Regions from separate parts of the Homo sapiens genome. Here regions 2, 3, 4 and 5 are each linked to region 1. Evidence: chromatin contacts called from ENCODE Hi-C or POLR2A ChIA-PET data. All regions are on one chromosome and are shown on one strand. Each heading gives the region's core, a stretch centred on a gene start or an enhancer-like site at or near the end of the contact. The rest is flanking DNA. Distances are from core to core; before and after follow the strand shown. Region 1 holds the start of CDK16 (cyclin dependent kinase 16). Region 2 holds the start of HDAC6 (histone deacetylase 6). Region 3 overlaps OTUD5 (OTU deubiquitinase 5). Region 4 holds the start of OTUD5 (OTU deubiquitinase 5). Region 5 holds the start of PIM2 (Pim-2 proto-oncogene, serine/threonine kinase).

Region 1 (2,700 bases), core at 64-2,563:
TTCCACTCCCATCATGGCCCGGGAAATCTCACTAATGTAAACCTTACTGAAAATCCTAACTGCTGTGATCAAGGCTGCCATAAAGGGAAGCCCGGAAGAGGCGGGGAGGCTGCCTTGGAACAGGGTAGTGTAAGGATGTGCCAGAAGGCCTGCTGGAGGTTGCAGCCCTTTGAGCTGGACTTGGGGATAGTGTGGTTTTCCAGGCAGAAGGAAGTGAAGGATTAGGTCGGCCTGGTAGTACTTGGCACACAACATGCGCCCAATAAATAAAATGGAAATAAAACCGCGGAGTGTTCTACTTGTGTTGACTGACATCAAAACAAAACAAAAAACCCTCAGAGTGAGGGGAGGCACGGGAGGGGCTGTGCCGGGCAAGAGAGGTGGCAGGAAAATCCAACGCACGGCGCCTATGCAAATACTCGTGTGAGGCAGAAAAGAGGCTCCGCCCCGCTCGAAGTTCCAAGCATGCGCAGTAGCGGCTCCTGCGCCTCTAAGGATCCGCCTCTTTCCTTCTTTCTCAGCCTGGGTTCCACCCCGGGAGGCCCGCTGTATGAGATGGAGGGCGGGCTAAAGGCGGGACGAGACTCGATTGAGCGCAATTATGACCAATCACCTTGCGGAATATTCGGCCTATAGCGAAGGAGGAGCTCAGAACAAAAAGGAGACCCCACCCCCGCCGACGGTGAAAACCTATGAAACCTGGGCGGAGGCGTGCGGAGTCGGGTAGAGAGCGAAATCACGCCTCTTCAGTCAGCCACGCCCTTTATTCTTGCTCGGCCTCGCCACAGAGAGCAAATCAGATTGGCTGGGCGACAACCTCAAAGGGCGGGGCTGCACACGTTCACTACGGGAATGAGGTAGCGGTGGAGGGGGCAGTTGGGCGGGGATAGGCCGTCCTAGCTAAGGTGGTAAAGGCCAATAACTCTTCAGGCTGCCTCTCCTCGAAAAGTCATCTTCTCGCGAACCTTTAAAATGCCTTCCTCCCCAAGCACCTCAAGGGACTAGAACTGAGTGCTTCATTTGTCTTTTTTCCTCCTTGCAAAAGTCCCGTTTGCCACCATGGGGATGTACCAAGTGAGACCGAGTAGGGGGAACGAGTGGTGATTGACGCGCCAGGTTACTGGCCACTGCTCACCTAGGCGCTAGCAAACTTCTGCCAAGATCGGAACTGAGTACTAAACAGCCTCCACAGTTCTCCCTGGTGCCGTCTCCGGCTTGGCGCCGCATCCTCCTCTGGGCTCGCGATGGCCGCGTCCCCTCCCGCTGCGGACGGGTCCTTTGGTACATGCAGTCCGAGGTGAGTCCCCTCCTTTCCACTTCACCCTTCCGAGCGCCTGCGTGCGCATGCGCGGAGCGCGGCGCGCGCGGCGGTTGGGCCGTTGGCTGTTCGGCCCTGGGATCCGCCGCCACTCCGCGATCAGACCGCTCTGTGCCGCGAGCCGCCGTGAGCACTCGGATTCAAGCCGGCGCCAACGAGTCCGGGGGCATCGCCCGCAGCGGCCAAGCTCATGGCCGGCTGAGCGGGACGCCGCCTCCGCCTCAGCCACCGCCGCCGCCGCCGCCTCCTCCTCCTCAGCCGGCGGCGGCCCGGGCCCAGCAACCATGGCTGAAGACTACTGGGACGGGCGCCTGCGGCGAACAGGAGGAGAAGGAGGTCGCGCGGCCTCATCCCGGGCCGCCGCCCCAGGCGCCGCCGCGCCGGCCCCGCGGCTCTGAGGTTGCTCGCGCGCCCCCGCCGGTGAGCGCGTCCCCGAGGCGTGGAGGCTGCCCCTCCTCCTTCAGAACCCACCTCGGGCGGTGCCCAGGGGTCTGGGCTGCGGGGCTGGCAGGTGCCCCCACCCCCGGCGAATTTCCCAGAATGCACCGGGGCGGGGGGTCATTTGGGGCCTCCCTGACCTTGGCCCCGCCCTGGGCCTGTCCTGGGAGCTGGGGTTGGGTAGTGCTGTGGGTGCTAATGGGGACCTGGGGGAGTCAAAGGACCAAAGGGTGTGGAAATGGGTGACAATGGGGTGAAAGACTTGGGGGGGTTGCTGATGGGGGTCGGAGCATGTGGCAGTAAGCCTCACGCCAATAAGTCGTGTAAGGTTCAAGGCCCCGTGTGTGCTTGTGGAAGGAGGGCGGGGTGCGGAGCGGGTGAGGGACCCGAGGGTGTATAACGGGGGGTAGGGTGTCGAGGAAGTTCTAAGACATGCTCATAGGGATTATGTCCGCAGAGAGGCCCGGTGTGTGTTCATGGGGGACAGGGTGGCACAGGTACCAGAACGTGTGTTGGTGGGGTCAGGGCTCTGAGGCCTGGTGCGTGGCGATGAGGCCCTGGATGGTGTTAATACTGCGTGTCTGTCCGTGGGGCCTGCAGTGTGTGAGAATGCAGTGTGTGCTTGTGGAGGGCAGGTAGCTGAAGGACTCGAGTGTGGTGTGTGCGCCAGTGGGGGTCATGGCTGTAGAGGGTGTATGCCTGTGGCCTCGAAGGTCTAGGTAGTTTGGGACCCAGTATATGCTAATGAGGGCAGAGTGGAGGAAGGACCTGAGGGTATCTAACGGAGGAAGGACTGTGGAATACCTGAGCCTGGCCTAAAGGAGATGAGAATTGCGTGTCTGTCTGGGCCCAGGAAGGAGTGGTGGGGAAGTGTCTTAGCACTGTCAGAGGCTTAGTGGACGAAGGGTAAAGGTGATGTGAGGTGTGAGTGTGTCCATGGACAC
Region 2 (2,700 bases), core at 145-2,644, 1.6 Mb after region 1:
GGTGAGACCGTCAATCTGTCAGTCTGATGCAGAACCCCCGGACTGCTTATCTCTCCGGTCCCAGCTTATAGCCCGGTAGGAAATGGTGGAGAATGAGACAGGGAGATTAGGAGGACAAACCGGCCTCCTGCAGAGCTGACATTTAGACATGGAGTGGGAGTTGCGGGGGAGAGGGGGTGCCTAGGGACAGCTCCCCAGACGCACACACACTTTCTATTACTGCTTGGGAGCAGTGGTTACCCGTTGGAGGGGGCAGATAGGGAGAGCTGCTGCCCATGAGAACTCCCATCCTCAAGGCCATTCTGGCCCTGGGCACTATTATTATCACAACTTTCCAGATGAGGAAACGGAGCACAGAACTGTTCAGCAACTTGCCCAAAGTCACATGGTTAAGTCCCGTAACCTCAGTTTCCTTATCTGCAAAGCAGCCTTAATAATGGGAACTACCTCATAGAATTGTGGTTTACAACGATGCCTGTCACATAATACTTGCTATCATTACCATTCCCTGCCCCCACTAAGACTCCTTCCACTCAGAATATTGCGGCAGAATATTAATAGCTAATATTCGGCCAGTGTTTCCTGTGTACCACCATAGTGAATATTAACTCGGAAAATCCTCACATTTAGCATCGTCACCACGCCTATTTTGGCCGCCACCACCAACGTCCAGTGGCAACCTCGCTCTCGGCCCAGCCACAACCAGCCCGCCCGCGCTACGTCATCACGGCGCGTCGCGCGGGAAGTCGCGGGGAAAAGGTAAGATGCCCCTTCCTAATTCCCTCGCTTCCTTGCTTGCTCTCCAGACACCGCCGACCCGAAGGGCTCCTAAGTGACTGGACAGGGACGGAGGGGCGGCGGCTATGGCATCCGGGACGACAGCGACGATAGCCGAGGCAAGAAAAAGCTTGCACCGCAGCCCTGTCGGGAACCGCCGGCGCCTGCCTTTTACGTAGGCGCAGCACAGCTGGCGTAGCACGCCGACGCACCGCCCCGTCGCCTGTGAGCTCGCGGTGTGGCTCAGCCCAGCTGGCGTAGCACGCCGACGCACCGCCCCGCCGCTTGTGAGCTCGCGAGAGGTGTGGCTCGCGCGAGGGGCGCGGCCTTGAGGCACGGTCCCCTCTGGAGGCGGGATCTGGGCGGGCAGTCGAGAGACGAGGCCCAATGGAAAAGAAAAGCCTGAGCGCTCGCGTCCCCACAGGTCGCCAGAAACTTGGTGGAGCGAGCCAAGGGCGGAGTTTGAGAAAGGGGCTGCGTCCAATGAGTGGAGCGGTGAGTACAGCGCGTCGACGGCGGAGGCGGGAAGGGGGCGGAGGCCGACCGAAGGCGGCTAGGGACTGGCTGAAGAGGGTTAGCGAAACGTTAGCGGTCGGGTCTGGGCAGGGGGTGGAGCTGGTTGAAGGAACGGGGCAGTCCCCTGAGGAGCGGGGCTGGTTGAAACGCTAGGGGCGGGATCTGGCGGAGTGGAAGGTACCGGTCCGGCCCGATAAGGGGTGGAGTTAAGTGAATCGTTAAGGGTGGAGTCGAAACCGGGGTCGGGGCCGGGGCCGGCTGAGTGAAAGGGTGGGTGATTATCCCGGGAGATAGGCCGAAAGGGCAGGTTCGTGAAGGAATGGGGTCTGGGCTGGGCTTAGAGGGTCTGGGAATGGGGCTTAGGAGAGTAGAAGGGGCGGTGATTGGTTGGAAAGGGCAGGCCCTAAGACGGACTGTGTGAGCCCGGGGGCTCATTGCTCCGTGAAAGGGCAAGACCAGGGAAAGAGAATCGTGTAAAAGGGGTGGAGTCTAGCGGGCCGGGCGGGGCCGGGTAGAATGGCCACCTGAGTGGAGGGAGAAGGCCTGAGAGAGGCGGAGTTTGGAAGGCTGTGGAGAATCAGATCGCGTAAGGAATGGAATCTAATAGAGGGGGCGGAGCCTGGAAAAGGGCAGAGAGGTGGGGTCCTCAGGGCACACTAGCCCCCTCACATACCCACGCTCCTCCCCCCACCCCCAGAACCGCGGCAGGGGCCAAGCCTCCTCAACTATGACCTCAACCGGCCAGGATTCCACCACAACCAGGCAGCGAAGAAGTAGGCAGAACCCCCAGTCGCCCCCTCAGGACTCCAGTGTCACTTCGGTGAGGCCCTAGACCCGCCCTGATGAGGGGGAGAGGGAGCAAGTTGGTCATGCCCTGGACTCTGACCCTTCTCTCTGATTCACAGAAGCGAAATATTAAAAAGGGAGCCGTTCCCCGCTCTATCCCCAATCTAGCGGAGGTAAAGAAGAAAGGCAAAATGAAGAAGCTCGGCCAAGCAATGGAAGAAGACCTAATCGTGGGACTGCAAGGGATGGTGAGCAGGGCCTGGCTGCAGTTTAGCCTCGTATGACAATCAAAACCCAAAGGTTCCCCACCCTGGACAGTTCCCTCTGACTCAGGGCCTAAAATGGATCTGTGTCTCCTTTTTTTTTTCCTCTGCAGGATCTGAACCTTGAGGCTGAAGCACTGGCTGGCACTGGCTTGGTGTTGGATGAGCAGTTAAATGAATTCCATTGCCTCTGGGATGACAGGTGAGGCTGGGTCCTCCAGGCTGTCTCCAAACCACAAAAATACACACACTTAGAGCCCATTAGCAAGAATAAATCTTTTCTTACCCCAGCCTGGATACTGGAAGCAGATGATTTGGGGAGGTAGGGCTCACACTTGAAAGGGTTCTTTTATGTAGC
Region 3 (2,700 bases), core at 118-2,617, 1.7 Mb after region 1:
TACTCAACAAGAATTCATTTTTGGCCAGGTGTGGTGGCTCACGCCTGTAATCCCAGCAATTTGGGAGGCCGACGCAGGTGGATCACCTGAGGTCAGGAGTTCAAGACCAGCCGAGCCAACATGGTGAAACCCTATCTCTACTAAAAATACAAAAAATTAGCCAGGCAGGGTGGTGGATGCCTGTAATCCCAGCTATTTGGGAGGCTGAGGCAGAAAAATCGCTTGAACCCGGGAGGTGGAGGTTGCAATGAGCCAAGATCACACCACTGCACTACAGCCTAGGCAACAAGAGCGAAACTCTGTCTCAAAAAAAAAAAAAAGAATTCGTTTTTCTGACTTTCCTAGCTCCACCTCTGTCCTCCAGAAAGCCCTCCTCTTCCCAGAAGGCTGGCACACAGGGCTGGGGGCCAGGCTTGACTTCCCTGTGGAGGGGTCTGAGGTTGGGGGGATGACCTGCAGAGGTAGGGGAATTCAGAGAACTTGTTTTGATAGAAACTGAAACTCCTCCTCTTGCTGACGCTGCACTTGTGGGCAATCTGCACCTGTTCTCCCCTCCCAGAGGCCAGCTGGAAGGGGGTCCCCCACCATTCTACCTCTGTTCCCATCTCAAACAGGGCTCAGAAATCCTCAGTACAATACTACAATTGGTCCCACACCAAAGACTTTTCACACTCCAACTCATTCTATCCTTACCAAAACACTCTTACTTTACCCAGGAGACACAGAAATGTGGCAAAGCTTGCCTGGGATCACAGATTTAGGGGGAGTGAAGGGGAGGCCAGGCTCTCAAAGGGTAACTGCTGGCCCCAGCTGATATTACCACCTTCACCCCAATCCAGCCACCATCTTAGTCACCTTACTCCCTGGGGCAGGACCTGATCTTGTGTGCCTCAGTTTCCACACCAGCACAAGCAGGAATCAGCTAGAACCCAGGAAAGGCATGGGAGAGGGCAGAGATTATAGATATCAGGGGCTGCATCTCTCCCTAGGGCCACAGAGGCCAATATGAACCTTACCCTCCCCATACACACCCCACTTCTTTCCTTTTTCTGGACACACAGAGACACCAGTATAGAAATGCACATGTGTATACACATACAGCAGAGACTGCCAAAGATGCTCCCTGAGGCCAAATGCTCACCCAACAAATCCCACAACAGAGAACTATCACATTCAATGAGTAGATGCCCTTGCCACTTCAGGAAAGACTGAAGATGTGAGGCTCTATAAACTGAGGGACCCCCTACCCCACCAACCTCCTTCCTGGCCTCTGGCAGGGTAGGTGGAGGGCAGGGGAAATAACCAAGAGCTCTAACAGACTAGCCTCAACCTCTCTCCTCTGTTGCCCGGGGGAAGTCCTTATGTAACTAATGTAATGTAACCAATAATGTACCCAGATTTATGTTAAGAAGCAAGACATGAGAGCCTGGATTATCTTCCTATAGGGTCCTACCATTTGCTTTAGAGACATCTGAGAACTGCCTACTCCCCAGGTAGCTGCCTGCCTCCCAGAAGAGCCACAGCAAGTTCCGCTAAGGGCAAAAAAGGAAGCTAGGTGTCTACAGGGAACCTAAAAACAAACCACACTAACGTGTGTACACACAGCTGCAGAGGGAGACAGGGACCTGGTCTGCTCCCCACTACCCTCCTGGTCCAGTGGGAACCCTGGCCCCACTGAGAACCAATCTCCTGAGGAGATGAGCCAGGACAAAGGTCTCACTTGCCTGTCAAGCAGCTGTGGTGTGACCTGGTCTGTAGCCCCAACTACCCCAACTAGCATACCCTCAGTGGGAGAGACAGAACTCATCCCACTGGATAGTCTGGTTCCTGAGATGTGTGCTCCTCTGCTCAAGGATTCCCACTGCAAGGATGAGAAACCTGAAGGATACACGGGAGAGGCTGAAGGAAGCTGGTGTACAGGAAATGGCCCGTGGGAATCTTCTTTCTGTGGCCTGGTTCAACCTCAAATACCAATGTTCTGACACTGGTTGTATGACCTAGATAGGGTAGGGTCTTGGCTTTCTCTTGAGGCCTCAGTTTCCCCATTTATAAAACAATCAAAATTGATCTCAGATCCATCCCTCCTAGTGCTGATGTTCCAAGACCAAAAGGCCCAGAAGAGTGGGCCTAGCTAATGTTTCTGGGCCTCATCGTGGTAACATGCACAGCCCTTGCCACTCCCCCATGGCCCATGTAGAAACAACCATGTGGCCTTCACTCTGCCCACAGAAGCTAGCACCAGGACCCTGGTCAGGGTTAGAGGTTTCTGCTGAGTCAAAGCCACATGGAGGGAGGGAGCAAGGGAGAGATGCAGAGTCATGTTTCCAGGAGGAGGTTATCTGAGCATAACAGGGACAGGGTGGGCCACAGGATACCTCTGAGGCTCAGGTTCCCACCTCCACTCCACCCAAGCCTTCAATGATGCTCATGAATCCCCAATAAGAGGAGGTGGGAGAGAACTGAGCGCAAGCAATGGATATTGCTTAACTCAGGGGAACCAATGGCAGGCAGGCAGCTACCTGGGGAGTAGGCAATTCTCAGAAGTCTCTAAAGCAAATGGTAGGACCCTATAGGAAGATAATCCAGGGGAACAGAAGGCAGAAAGCCACCTGCCTCAAGACTCCCAACAACAGAGGGCCACGTGCTCCTACTTGGAGGAGGTAAGGTCCAGAGAAGTCAAGGAACACAGCCAAGGTCATC
Region 4 (2,700 bases), core at 180-2,679, 1.7 Mb after region 1:
AGGAGATAAGTAAAGCTGCTGGTCATTGGGTGTTGGTTTTGGTCCCTGTCCCCAAGGGCAAGGGAATCATATCTCCCTGTGAAAAGTCTTACATCCCTGGAAAAAGCTTAGAAGATCCCTATCCTTAAAGGGGGCGTGTGTGTGTGTGTGTGTGTCAGGACCTTGATTCTAGAAGCAGGACTCTCAGGCCCCTGAAGACAGACTTAGGACCCTTGAGGTCTCAGGTCTGGCTATTCAGTGGTCCTGTGCAGTGTTACCCAGCGAAGCGGGAGAGGATTGTCCTATATGCAGAGTGTCTCAGACTCTTGAAAGGGCTTAGGCTCCTTGGGGATGTTCAGCCCCGATCTCCGAGGTCTCCACCTTATTTGACTTTCCTGGAAGGGGAATCTCAAACTTCTATCCCAGAGGAAAAGAGCTCTTAAGCCACTGAACACATACCTAAGTCTCTTGGGAGACCTGAGACTCCTACTCAAGAGGGGCGCGATCCTACCTGTATCTCTTGGAGAATTCCCACCTATTGGCCCTATATGATGAGGTCCCAGGGACTGGAATGACGACTATAGACCTTAAAAGAGACCTCGGATCTTTAAGTCTGACACCTTACCGTAGGCCTCTAGCCCCAAAATCCTGGAGGGGAGGAAAGAAGGTGTCTCACATCCCTACCGCCAGAGAAGACTGTCAGGCCCAGTGAAAACGCCTAGATCCCTTGGGGCGATCTCAAACAGCCTTCCTTGAGTCCCTTCACAGTCTGGGGGTCCCATCTGCCGTGGCCGCTCACCCCTCACCCCACAGCTCTTACCTGCTCGACAGTGGCAGGGTCCATAGCCTCGATGCGTGCTGCAGCCGCCTCATACTCGTCCTCACTGTTGTAGCCTGCGCCGACCTCCTCACGCTCGGGACTGCCCCCGCCAACCGCGCCAACCCCGGGAGCTTGACGTCGCCGCTTGCTGTGCCCAGGCCCGGAGCAGCAGCCGCCCACGCCTACGGCACCACCCACACCCACCACCACGCCCGCGGCACCCACACCCGCCGCCGCTGCGCCCAGCGCGTCGCCGGGACCGCCGCCGGGACCACCTGGGCCCCCGCAAGGAGGTGGAGAAGCCTGTTGTGGCCGGGGACCCGCCACTGCACCAGGCGGCACGGCCAGCGCCCAGCGATGAAGAGCGCCCGGCGGTCCTGGTAGCGGGCCTTGAGGCGGTGGCGAAGCTCGCGGACGGGCCCCCACGACGCCGGAGTCACGGTCGCGATCGCCGCCGCCCACGCCCGTGCCGCCGCCGCCCACGCCCACACCTCCGCCGCGCCGCGGCGCCGGGGGCATCGGCCCGGGCGGCGGCGGCTCGTTGGCGGGGTCGGCGTCGGGAGGCGGCGGCTTCTTTTTGGGGAGTATAGTCATGGCTGCACTGCCGAGTACCCCCCAACAAACCCGGCGCGGGGCACGCCGGGAGAGAACCCGGATGAGGGGGCTAGTGTAGTGCGCGAGGCACGACGGGAACGGCGAGACCCGGATAAAGGGATCGCGGCACCGGTTCGAGAACCCTCGGCGGCGGAGGAGGCGGCGGCGGCGGCGGCGGCGGTGGCGGCGCGCGGGTCACGCCGAGAGGAGAACCCGGATGTAAAGTCCAAGATGAAGGCAGTGCGGCGAGTTTGTCTTAGCCTTCTCTCCAAGTCCAGCAAGTTTATTGCTACGCTTGTTCCGGCCTTCTGCTTCAAAGGAAACAGAACCAAAACAAGCACCTCTTCGCTCCGCCCCCTCGCAGGTTCTTGCACTACCGGGTGGGGCCCCGGGGCGCTGCGCACGCGCGCCAGGGCACAGCCCCGCCCCTTACTCGGAAGTACGTGGGCAAAATCGCCGCCGCCGCCGCCACAACAATTGCAACACCAACCAATTGAGCAGCTGCGTGGGACCTCGACGACGCCCACGGGCCAATCACAGGCGAGTGCTCGCCCTCCGGTGCCCTCCGTCTCAAATTTCAGTCAAAGTCGACACCCTGGTTCCCAGCCTTTCTCCCCGTCAGTTCCGTCTTGCTCTTCACTTTTCTCCCCGAAGCTCTGACCTGCAGGCGTCGGTACTGCGGACGGACAGCGTGGCCTGTCCCACGTACGACAGGAAAAACACCTCCCCTCCAGGATTCCAACTTGAACGCTGTCAGCCGGAATGACTGGAAAACATCAACACTCCCGGGAGCATAGCTGGCCCCTGTAGCGTCACTTCCGGTCCCACCCACCTACAAATACCCTTCCGGGGGAGGCGGACACCGCTTCGCCCCGGCAACAGCCTGAGTTCTGCGGTGATTGGTTAAGAGACGCCGTCACTCGCGGCATACCGACCAACCTTGGGACAGACAGGCGCCGTGGGGACAGTGGTTGTTTGGGAAACAGACACGCCTTCTCTGGCACCACAGCACTCTCGGCCTCGCGTTGACCTCCCCGCCCCTATGGCTAGTGCGCAGGCGCGGCCCAGCCTTTTTTTTTTTTTTTTTTTTTTTTTTTCCTAATTGAGACAGGGGTCTCACTCTGTCGCCCAGGTTGGAATGCAGTGGCGCGATCATAGCTCACTGCAAACTCCAACTCCCAGGTTCAAGCGATCCTCCCGCCTCAGCCTCCCGAATAGCTGGGACCACAGGCGCGCACCACTACGACCGGCTAATTTTTTTTTCACTTTTTTGTAGGGACAAAGTCTCACTATGTTGCCCAGGCTGA
Region 5 (2,700 bases), core at 108-2,607, 1.7 Mb after region 1:
GCAGTATTCTCACTGTTACAGGGCCCAGGGAGTCATACATCCCCTGGAAAAGCAAGGAGGTGAATACATCAGTGATGGAGTAGGTAGGTTAGGAAGGGCTCCGAAGGTACTCACCAAGGGGGACCAGCCCAGCACACGATTCCGGGGAATCACTTTGATGGCCACCTGGAGAAGAAGGCCGTGATAAGGAGGCCAGCAGGTGATCCCCAGACCCCTCCCAGTCTAGACCTTCTGCCTACCTCCAGTATTCCTCCATCTACCAGCACTCTAGTCTTTCTGGTCCCCAACCACAGCACCCCACAGAACGCGTACCAGGGCGTCTCCCCTGCCCTCCAGGTCCTCGGAACCAAGTTTATCTCTCCCACCTTCCTTAGCCCTGGGCTCTCCGTTCTCAGGCATCAGGACTCATCACTCCAAGTCCTGAGTTCTAGATTTCCTGATACCCCAGGCCCACAATCTTCCTATTTAGCTCTACGACACCCCAACTCTGTACCAGGGTCCTGGTCCGCATGACTCCACACTGGACACCTACCTCCAAAAGTCCCACAAATCTCACATCTAGGTCCCTGCTTTCCCACACATACACAGCCTGGACCCCGGGGTCAAGGAACTCCGGAATCTGAAGCCCCCTGCCCCCCCCCCCCGCCCATAACCTCCTAGACCGACACACACACGCGCACGCACACACACCTGGCCCTCTACACACACTGCAGGCTCACTCCTCGGACACGGACACGGACACACACACACACACACCTGGTCCTCTACACACTCTGCAGGCTCACTCCTCGGTCAACCAGCATTCCAGGGCCAGGACCCCCGCCCCCGCCACACGCACCTGACCCTCCCAAGACCCTCATGACGGATACCTGGAGTCGATCTGTGAGGCGGTGTCCTGCGAAGACGGTGCCAAAGCCCCCCTTACCCAGGAGGGGGCCGAGTCGATACTCGGCCTCGAACGCTTCCCGATCCTTGCCTCCTACGCAGGCGGAGGCGAGGAAGTCAGGGTGGCGGCGTGCTGAGCCCAGCCACGACTCCCTCCCCCCGCGCTGCAACCCATCATTCCAGCCCACCCCGTCTGGTTGCAGTAGGGGAGGATGTACTCACCTGGCGGCGGCGTGGGGGTCCCGGGGGGCGCGGGAGGCCCCTGTAGAGGCTTGGTCAACATGGAGGTGGCGCTGCGCAGATTGAGCCCACTGAACCCGCTAAGCCCGCAGGGCGTGGACGCCCGGGGCAGCGCAGCTGGGGAGCCAGGGCTGGGGGGCGCCAGGGTGGAAAGCAGAGAAACTGGTGGCCCGGAAGCGCCCGCAGACGGCGCAGCGTTGAGATTCGCCGCGCGCGCCAGCCCCAATGCTACTGAGCCTGGGCACGCGCCTCCCGGGAGAGTCACCCTGGGCGACAGCCCCGCCCACCTGGCTTTGATCAATCCGGACGCGGCACCTGCTGTACCACAGCCAATCGGAGCCAGTTCTTATTTGCATACCACCCTCATCGTTTCAAGGGCCCCCTTATGCAAATACACGCTCGGTTCTTCCGAGGAGGCGGGGCCTGCATGTAAATGAGGGGGCTTGAGGTGGGGCTCACACCAAGAGGAAACCGGTTCTGGGAATCCCTTTGCAGCACCGCGCTTGTTTTGGTTGTTGCGCGGGGTTGTTGTTGGTAGTGGTGGCGGTGTGTGTGTGTATTTACACTTAAAAAATAACTGCGCAGTATCCTTTCCTGGGAAGTTGGTTTGCCGCCGCTGCCTGGATATTAGCACAGAGATAGCGCCAGGCCGGGCTTCTAAGAATTCGCGCTTGTGGCTATCCAAGACTCCGTCTCGAAAGGTGCTTGTCGGACTCCTTCACCGGAGTCCTCCAGGCGACTGGCGGCCTTCACTGGAAAGCTGAGGCCAGGGCCCTGGAAATATCTGGTAGCCAGGGAGGGGGAACCCCTACCATCAACGCCACGGGTGTGCATTGGTCAAAGGCAGCATTGCCTGGTGAGTGTTTATTGGAGCTTTTAACCCTGAGCCCTGGGCCCAGTCAGCAAGTCTAGAATCTAGAACAGCAGGGGGTGGTTCTTGGGGGATGGGGGTGAGCCCAGAGTGGTGGTGGCATGGGGCTGCTCTTGGAGTTGAGAGAGGCAAGGACTGAGAGACATGATAGAGGCTGCTAGAGAAGTGGCAACTCTCAGACACAAATTTGTGAAAAACAGCCAGAAAAGGCGCCACACCCCAGGAAGAAAAATGCACTCCAAAGACACATGAATGCCAAGATATACACAAACACATACTGTCAGACACATTCACAGAAACGACCTAGATACACATGCAGCCAGAGACTGACATACACTTTCAGGCAAGCACACTGTCAGAAAAATAGTTATGTCCTAGAATGACACCCAGAGATACACTGTTACAGAAAGGCACTCACGCAGACCTACATTTGCCATGTGATGACACAGAAATGTCCCGTCACACTGGCAGAACTTGTCACAAACACACTGTCACCATCAGATATGCACTGTCACAGCAAGACTTGTACTGTCCCAGAAATGAGAGACGCAGAGTCTGTCACAGGAAGATGCACAGATGCTCCAGGGACACACATGCACTGCTCTGAAGGCAGACATGTACTGATGTGATAGAATCACATTTTGTGGCAGTGTCACAAAAACAGACATGGATAGACCTGTTCAGACACAGACATACATACACCA

What was found. Hi-C counts contacts between places; a loop is a spot of excess contacts on that map. ChIA-PET counts read pairs that join two places held with the same protein, here RNA polymerase II (POLR2A). Pooled maps may share reads with other maps.
Region 2: a loop to region 1 is called in a map with no recorded cell type, with 34 times the contacts of the local background. The contact joins the promoter of HDAC6 here to the promoter of CDK16 in region 1. A Hi-C loop is called at or near these places in 3 of 37 single-sample maps with no recorded cell type and 8 of 50 pooled maps.
Region 3: a pooled map shows a loop between it and region 1 (19-fold over the local background). The contact joins the enhancer-like site here to the promoter of CDK16 in region 1. A Hi-C loop is called at or near these places in 6 of 37 single-sample maps with no recorded cell type and 4 of 50 pooled maps.
Region 4: a map of naive thymus-derived CD4-positive, alpha-beta T cell shows a loop between it and region 1 (11-fold over the local background). The contact joins the promoter of OTUD5 here to the promoter of CDK16 in region 1. A Hi-C loop is called at or near these places in 1 of 168 maps with a recorded cell type or tissue (naive thymus-derived CD4-positive, alpha-beta T cell), 1 of 37 single-sample maps with no recorded cell type and 8 of 50 pooled maps. POLR2A ChIA-PET finds 5 or more read pairs at or near these places in 1 of 52 experiments (CD4-positive, alpha-beta T cell).
Region 5: a map of B cell shows a loop between it and region 1 (9-fold over the local background). The contact joins the promoter of PIM2 here to the promoter of CDK16 in region 1. A Hi-C loop is called at or near these places in 2 of 168 maps with a recorded cell type or tissue (B cell and naive thymus-derived CD4-positive, alpha-beta T cell), 1 of 37 single-sample maps with no recorded cell type and 8 of 50 pooled maps.

What each region holds. Positions count from the first base shown.
Region 1 is chrX:47,217,368-47,220,067 of GRCh38, forward strand. CDK16 (cyclin dependent kinase 16) reads left to right here and starts at 1,314. Exons shown (of 16, transcript NM_006201.5): 1 at 1,314-1,738. It overlaps LOC105373194 (a long non-coding RNA gene), which reads right to left and starts at 1,283. Exons shown (of 3, transcript XR_949047.4): 1 at 1,136-1,283. RefSeq lists silencers at 648-757, 1,458-1,617, 1,638-1,747, 1,758-1,827 and enhancers at 948-1,067, 1,188-1,257, 1,401-2,040.
Region 2 is chrX:48,800,673-48,803,372 of GRCh38, forward strand. It overlaps HDAC6 (histone deacetylase 6), which reads left to right and starts at 1,395. Exons shown (of 29, transcript NM_006044.4): 1 at 1,395-1,470; 2 at 1,991-2,113; 3 at 2,199-2,327; 4 at 2,456-2,544. The coding sequence starts at 2,021. RefSeq lists a cis regulatory region at 1-246 and enhancers at 1-585, 707-976, 823-1,336, 1,967-2,046.
Region 3 is chrX:48,938,389-48,941,088 of GRCh38, forward strand. The region is part of intron 2 of OTUD5 (OTU deubiquitinase 5); the gene reads right to left. Among named protein-coding and RNA genes, the nearest start is that of OTUD5, 18 kb to the right of the region's middle. RefSeq lists enhancers at 227-726, 737-786, 1,917-2,176 and cis regulatory regions at 1,741-2,700, 2,066-2,566. Within about 2 kb of position 1,368, at least 6 of the 41 ENCODE cell types and tissues checked have a DNase peak (open chromatin) inside an H3K27ac peak, as active enhancers do.
Region 4 is chrX:48,956,178-48,958,877 of GRCh38, forward strand. OTUD5 (OTU deubiquitinase 5) reads right to left here and starts at 1,430. Exons shown (of 9, transcript NM_001136157.2): 1 at 800-1,430. The coding sequence starts at 1,393. RefSeq lists silencers at 1,047-1,106, 1,477-1,526, 1,727-1,886 and an enhancer at 1,987-2,176.
Region 5 is chrX:48,917,667-48,920,366 of GRCh38, forward strand. It overlaps PIM2 (Pim-2 proto-oncogene, serine/threonine kinase), which reads right to left and starts at 1,358. Exons shown (of 6, transcript NM_006875.4): 1 at 1,108-1,358; 2 at 870-979; 3 at 115-165. The coding sequence starts at 1,168. RefSeq lists silencers at 1,135-1,274, 1,365-1,604 and an enhancer at 2,655-2,700.